3 separate regions of the Homo sapiens genome follow, and regions 1 and 2 are each linked to region 3. Evidence: chromatin loops called from intact Hi-C (ENCODE). Cell type or tissue: PC-9. All regions are shown on one strand.

Evidence for each region. A loop is a pair of places that touch in the nucleus more often than their neighbours do. Peaks named below come from ENCODE experiments on the same cell type or tissue, not always from the same donor. Only the 100,000 strongest peaks of a DNase experiment are listed, where the experiment ranks them.
Region 1: a loop joins it to region 3, with 5 times the contacts of the local background. A loop is called at or near these places in 6 of 110 quality-filtered maps.
Region 2: a loop joins it to region 3, with 9 times the contacts of the local background. A loop is called at or near these places in 7 of 110 quality-filtered maps.

Annotation. Positions count from the first base shown.
Region 1 is chr13:103,188,154-103,190,653 of GRCh38, forward strand. No RefSeq gene overlaps it. Among named protein-coding and RNA genes, the nearest start is that of SLC10A2, 120 kb to the left of the region's middle. In PC-9, CTCF peaks have their summits at 750 (motif pointing right) and 950; a DNase peak (open chromatin) is centred at 808.
Region 2 is chr13:102,915,077-102,917,576 of GRCh38, forward strand. No RefSeq gene overlaps it. Among named protein-coding and RNA genes, the nearest start is that of ERCC5, 70 kb to the left of the region's middle. RefSeq lists an enhancer at 1,273-1,382. In PC-9, a CTCF peak has its summit at 1,088 (motif pointing right); DNase peaks (open chromatin) are centred at 1,175 and 1,665; H3K4me3 peaks cover 533 bases; H3K27ac peaks cover 499 bases.
Region 3 is chr13:103,882,080-103,884,579 of GRCh38, forward strand. No RefSeq gene overlaps it. Among named protein-coding and RNA genes, the nearest start is that of LINC01309, 460 kb to the left of the region's middle. In PC-9, CTCF peaks have their summits at 1,172 and 1,371; a DNase peak (open chromatin) is centred at 1,282; H3K27ac peaks cover 450 bases.

The sequences.
Region 1 (2,500 bases), 690 kb before region 3:
TGGTCATTCTGACTATGGACCTCACAATCACTGGAATCGGATGACAAAAGAATGTTGTCAAAGAACATTAATCATTGCATGGGTTGCAATTCGTGATTAGCTGGATTTGCATAAAAGAATGTAGAGGCCTTGAACCACAAAAGCGAAAATGTGTATCCAAGAAATAGTGGTGGCCATCATTCCAGTGAGAGCATGTTCATAACTCACTGCTGCAGAAGAAATGATCAAAAAGTGGTCCAGGGGCCCCGGGTTCTCTGTGTTAAAAATATTTCTCAAGAAAAACTGCATGTGTACCTTCAAAAATAAAGCTAATATTGAAATACCCTTTCTAATGGAATTATTTTTTTGATGCTCAAGAAGTCATGAATAATATTTAAAAAGCAGAAAACACACTTCTTTATAATCTTTGCAAATCCAGTTTAATGTTAAGCTCCCCTTAAGCTCTATTTACAAAGAATTGTACCAGTTTTCACCTTGATATGGTGGATTTACTTTCACTATGCAATTGGAAAATTGACTTTTGTACTCCTGAGGGTATTTTTAAAAGTAAATTGGATTTCTTAAGTTCATTATTTTTTAATAAAATGCATAGTTAATGGTATTAAACTTCTACACCTACTACATTTTATTCTTGTTTGAAGTATATGTGGGTTTGTGAACTGGCTTATAGGAAAGATCAATCGGAAAACACTTTAAAATTAGAATTCTTAGTATGCCAGGTTCACATTTTCCAGTAGGGGGCAAGAAAGTACTATATATGAAATCCAGAAATCACTTTCTTTTTCTGTACCTTTGCAAACAAATTAAGTTCCCGAATTGTGAAATGCTAAGTGTGATAGGAAAAAGGATATTCAAATCTATTAAATATAATCTCTTTCTTATGTCAGAGGGCTATTAAGCATGATATTTAACTGCTCAGTGAATCTCTCTGGGAGAGAGAAATGAATTTGGGAAAGGCCAAGAGAATGGGATGTGACACTTTGGCCAAAGTGTCTTGTCAGCACTCCAGCGCTGACTAGAACTCAGCCATGTTGCCCAACCTCCATGAATAACCCCCCAAAAGACCTCCCCAAACCAACCCCCCTCAAAACCATGACATGTTAATGCTTGGTATCTTATAAGACCCTTCACTTGTACTTGTTCACACACACATAGTCATTCAAGTGGCCCTAAGGAGCTGCTTTTAGTCTGTTAGAGACATAGACCACGCTACTTACTTCATTGATAATGAGCTCACACACACATTGACCAATGCAAGTGAGATAATCAATTACTCATAATTGATCCTAGCTGTGAACTTTTTGGTTATGGTTCAGGCACTCTGACATCATCTATATAGTTCTTCCAGAACAAATTTCTATATCCAACCTGGAGTTTCATACAGGACATTTTATTTTTTAAAGACTACTACTTCAAATGTATTTCCATGTTTGTTTTTCCTCTTTCCTAAGTCTGTAATTTTGATGGAGTGTTTTTTCCTTGACTCTAGTTTTTGTAGGGGAAATTGCCTATACAATCAAATCAATATGCCACATGATGCATTTGGTATAAATAAATATAGTAAAAATGTTTGGAAAATCCTCAATTGTGTGTGTCAAGTATGGTATTGGCAATCATTTTGGTATATCATAACATATCTTAAAGGAAACAGAATGCCATTTGTCATAACCTTACCATTTTCCTTGGTTTGTGTAATGCTTATTAGCTACAGAAGTCAATAGCTTCCACATGAACAGGTTATGTTTACTTGGTTACTTGAAAAACAGATGCCTGTTTGAACATAAACTGAGAGACTTAGGGGAAGACATTTAAGGTTCAATGATGTAAAGACTGTGCTAAAGTTGTCTGAATCAGGTAAATGGCTTCCCAAAAGACGGTGTTACATTTTATAATCTCTTTCTTGAGAATAAACTTGCTTTGTTTATAAGACATTGTATGATTTACATAGTCACTAAAATGGAATATTAAACTCAACTTCCTTTCAGAAGCAAATTCTTTTAGTGTGCTTGTTTCATTTGGATGGAAACTTAGGAGATCCAATTTAGGTAAAAAGGTGCTTGGCTTATTGAGTAATGGTAAATATCCCTGACTTCTTATGCAGCTTCTAAGAGCAGGCAGGGAACATTCAGACAAAGCAAAGGAGTAGTTTATGTGCATGTGGGGGTTTCTTAGATTTTTGTGGAAACTCAATTGTCTACTTTTGTCCTGCTTGCTTTAATTTCTAGGCATTTGTTTTGTTTTATTATCTCTTTTCCAGACACGACTTTGATCAGCTCATAGGAAGTCATCTGTAGCAGGGTCATATTAAAATCCTTCTCATCAGCCACCAGCAGAGCTGTTTTTCTCTGTGACTTATATTTACGATACTTTTTTCTTGCCAGTTAGAGACATAAGATATATGGGTATAGGGAAGAGACACAAGAACTGTTCTGTTTATTTTAGTCAAAATACTGCTCATATAAATGAGAGGGCAAATGAAGTGGCTTTCTCACAGAGGTCT
Region 2 (2,500 bases), 970 kb before region 3:
CACTAACAGCTACTGAAAACCACAGTTAATTTTTCCAGAAAGAGGAATTTTGCCATTGCTCCTCCAGATCTTACTTTGATGTGGAAGGATCCAAAAGTATCCCCAAAGTAAGAGTCAATCTAATTATATCTGGAGTACAAATTCACTGCTTCACTTCTGCCTAGCAAAGCAGCCAGAGATCTTTATGCCCAGTGAAATAAATTTTTAACAGACTTGCTATAATGTGTCAAAGTTTCCTGAATAAAGTTGAGCGAGTAAGCATGGCTTTTAAGATCTTTCAACGTGATGGACAAGAAAATATCCACGTAGAGAGAAGTAGGGCTGCTTATTGCAATTAGCCACATTATTGCATCTGGAAAATCCTCTCCAAGGAGGATCAGAGGTCCTGGCATCACACATTTAAATTAATATAAAAGAGGTGCTTTGCATTAGCCAAGGAAAAGTTGAGAGTTTTCTGATTTGGCCACTGTACTCTTGAAAAAGGTAGTTCATTTCATATCTAAAGTAGCCAGAGATAGCTTCAACAATTGCCAGCTACCAGTTATAAATAGCTTTCCTCTCTGAAACAAAGCCTCATCTTTCAAATTGCTTCTTTCTTAAGGAAAAAGAAAAACCCTGAGATTCTTTCAGCACTCGCCAGCTGTTCCAGATGTTATGATTCCACATCTAGGGCCACGTTCTGAACTAAAAATATATACATGAGCTTGACTTCCAACTTCTTCACTAAAGTAACATCATAAATTATCTTATTTGTCCCTTTGTTATGTTCCAGAAGTGTTGGTAAGTAGTTTTTAAGGGGAGAGAGAATTTGATCCTCATTTTTTCCGTGAAACCTCTTATGACAAATAGTAAATTTCACTCATAAGATTGTAACCTAGTCCATTAGAGTGTAGTCCAGACTTCTTTTTACTTATAATGAAAAGTAAAAAAATATCCTATTGTTATCATAATCATAAAAACAAGAGAAAATAAATAAATTGGATAACAGAAACTTTTGAAAGTGGGACTTAAAATAATTTGATTAGAGACAGATCTTGGTGGTAGTCTGAAAAGACTTGGATGTTTCCAGAGCCCGTGGAATCAAACAGTTCCTACTACGGCCACCAGATGGCCCTATGAGACCGGAGCTTTTCGTGTAGATGCTGGCGGTGGTAGTGGTAGTGGTGGCAGTAACTATGGTTTCAGGATGGGTTGGGACTCAGGCAGAAAGCAGCAACCGCCCAGCCTTCACGTTGGCTGCATCTCCTCCAACAGTTCTCCATCTCAAACATTCACCAGTTAGTGTGACATTTTAAAAATGGAACTTGGATGATCACATTTTCTTGCTCAAAACTCTCGAATGGTTTCTCAGTATGTGTAGAATAAATTCCAGACTCCTTACTCTGGTTTACAAGGCCCTACATGATCTGGTACATAGCTACTGTTCTGACCTTATTGCGGCCCACTCTTCCTCTAATCTTTTTTTAAGACGGACTCTCGCTCTGTCGCCAAGCTGGAGTGCAGTGGCGCGATCTCGGCTCACTGCAACCTCCACCTCCTGGGCTCAAGCGATTCTCCTGCTTCAGCCTCCTGAGTCGCTAGGACTACAGGCATGTGCCTCCACACCCGACTAATTTGTGTATTTTTGGTGGAGACAGGGTTTCACCATGATGACCAGGCTGGTCTGGAATTCCTGACCTCAGGTGATCCGCCTGACTCAGACTCCTAAGGTGCTGGGATGACAGGCGTGAGCCACCGCGCCCGGCCGTCCCCCGTTAATCTTACTCCAGCCACACAGCCTTTTCGTATTTCTATTTATTTATTTACTTTAAGTTCTGGGATACATGTGCAGAACCTTTTTGTATTTCTTGAAGGGGCAAAGCTCCTTCAGAGCTTGTGCATTAATTGTCTCATTTGCCTCAGATGCTCTTATTCATATCACCAAATGGCTCAGATCTTATCCTTCAGCCCTCAACTCAACATCCATGTAGAGTAAAGCCATCCAATCCAAAGCATTAACTCAGCTGCTTCCCAATCTATCACTTTAGTTTTCTGACTAAGCCTTAATCGTGATTTCTTTCTTCCTTCCCTTACTTTCTTTCCCCTTCTTTTCTCTTTTCCTTTTTTCCTTTCCTCCCTCCCTCCCTTCCTTTCTCTTCCTCTTTCTTTCTTTCGCTTTCCTCCCTCCGTCCCTCCCTCTCTCCCTCCTTTCTTCCCTCCTTCCCTTCCCTTCCTTCCTTCCCTCCTTTCCTTCCTTCCTTCCTTCCTTCCTTCCTTCCTTCCTTCATCTTCCTATTTACTTATCTAATGTATGATCTATGTATTATCAGTTTATCTCCACTGGAATGTAAACAGCATGAGAGCAGGATTTTTTTTTTTTTAAAGTTCATTGTTATTTATCTCATCATTAGGACCATGGCTGTTCTTGTATAGAGAATGAATAAATGGATGTTTGAGATATTTGTAAGTTAGGCATTTATAGTACAAGTATGGTACATCCACAGATTACTAGCATTTGGAT
Region 3 (2,500 bases):
AAACATCAGACTATTCTTGATGCTGTTTAATATCTTCAGATTCTTTGGATAGCAGGAGTTATATTAGATCCCTAGAAAACATTTATTTAATGTCGAATGGAATATTTTTACCCTAATTTTATAATAATAATATTTCTAATAGTCATTCATAAGCACTTAAAGTAACATTTATTTTCATATTTCATGAAGTAAGGTATAGTGCATATCCTGGAAGAAACAGATTACTAAAGAATCTTGAGGCATAGTAATGTCTGTTACAACTGACATTTTACACGATGACTATCAAAACATTAAAGTACTTAACAACTGACCACCAATAATATTAAAATACATGTTTCTAGCACATTTATTAAGATTGTTTTGGACTGTATTTGTTTTTGAGGTACCAATACTAGCAAGATAATGTTAAAGTGTATATTTTAGACATGTTAAAACTGGTCCTCTGTCATCAAACTGCTCTGTAAGCAAAATGCATATATGCAGGTGCGTAAAAAAACTCCAAGACATTTTTTTTAATTAAAAAAAATCAAAACATTAGGCAGACTCTTTTTGAAATAAAAAATAAAACAAATATCTACTTCTAGGAGCTATATTCTGTAGGTATTCTAGCAAAACAAATCCTCAAATGAAAATACTTCAAATTAAATAGCTATTAACTAGAAAAATAGTGGGGTGTACACCTAACTTTTACCTCTTAGAGGTTAATTTCTTTATCAATTGTTACCTCTTTCATTTTGATATAAGTAAAGTAAATTATTTATAAAAAGTTATAATGCATGAAAAGGAAAATATTGATTTCAAATGAAAAATAAACAGAAAAAAAATCTTTTACTTCCACGCTTTGGATACAATTTTAAAGCAGGTAAGAAATGAAGAGAAGAAATTTGGGATTTTATTTTTTGGTCATAAACAGGATAGTTAATGATTTCCACCAAGGTTTCGACTTACTTGAAAATCAAATGATCTGATATCCAGGTGATCTCTGGAAAGCATGTGAACATTGTGTTTCTGTCTTTTGTTTGCACTGGAATGCCAAATCTGCAATACAACTAGTTAGAAGGTTTGACCACCCGACGACCACACAAAGTCTAAGTGGAGAGTGCTGAGAGGTGATTCACCCTCCTTCTCTGCCTGGTCAGCCCGCTGAAACCCTCCAGCCATTAAACCGCTCTTAACACTAGGGAGCACACTTTCCCCAGGAATTATCCTGGGGAAGTCAGAGACAGGAGGCTTCCCTTGTGCAAGTCAGCATCAGGCCCCGTGCCAGCCCGTGCTCCGCTGTAGAGAATGACAAGTCACACAAATATGACAGTGCTAATGGTAAACAATGACAGTTCTGTCAGGAATCTGAGAGGCTTTTCATACTTCTGCATGTGCCGAAAGAGAAGCAGAGCTATTTTATTTGTGGCATATAAAAATGACGGCATGAACTCTTCACCCCCTTTTTTTTCCCCTTTAAACAAATCAAAATTAGAAGAGTGTTAGCAGCTTTATGGTTTGGGAACAGAAAGCAGGAGGCTTTAGACATGTGAAAATTCTTCTAAAAATTTCCCTAACTAAAAATTCGAACATATAGTAGTTTTAAAAAAATTACTTAAATGACCTTAGATTTGTGATATCTTAACATAAAGCTTTCTTGCATTCTCAAGGGCATGCTAATGTCATCTAGAGGGCATGGAACCAATAGCCACACACCAGAGGCTGTTAGACAGGATACACCCCATGTAAACATAGATGAGGCATGCTCTGACAAGGCTACAGTAGAAGGAGGCCACGTGATCATTGGATCACCCGCAATGTTACATCCATCAGATTTTCCACTGAGTTCGTTCAAAAGTGTGTTATATATTTACGGTGTGGAAAACACTGCCTGAACTATTTGAGACATAAAAAGAATGAGGCAAGAGCTTTGCTTTAAGGAGCTCTGGGTAAAGATGAACACCTGCAATGTCTGCTATACGAAAACACAAAGTACCGTACGATCAAGAGATACAGACAAAGTACTTCGTTTGTTTGGGGTGTCATGCTAGGTATTGCGGGGATAAGAAGACAAAGAAGATAGGGACATACACTGCAGCGAACTCAGAGTCTAAGGAAAGACATAAGACATGTATAGATAAAAGACACTTTTATTAAAAAGAAGAAAGCACAATACAATCAATGAGACACGAAGAGAAAAGAGGAAGCAGTGATACTGATATCAGTAATTATGAAGTGCTTAAACTCTGAGAGCAACCATGTAAGCTGTTGACAGAAATGATCTCATATCTCCCAAACAATGGACTTTATAGATAAGAAAGTTAAAGATGAGAGAGGTGGCTGGCAAGTTATAGAGTGAAGATTCAGGCACACATTTAAGCACAAAGATGTCTTTGTTAACGACCACATAACTATTTGCTTCAGTGAGCTCCTTTTATTTTGTTTGTCTAAAATTTCTTTCCCTTTTTCTGGCGAAAGCCTTTGTGGGGTGTAGCTCTGATGGATGTCAATTATGGTGAGA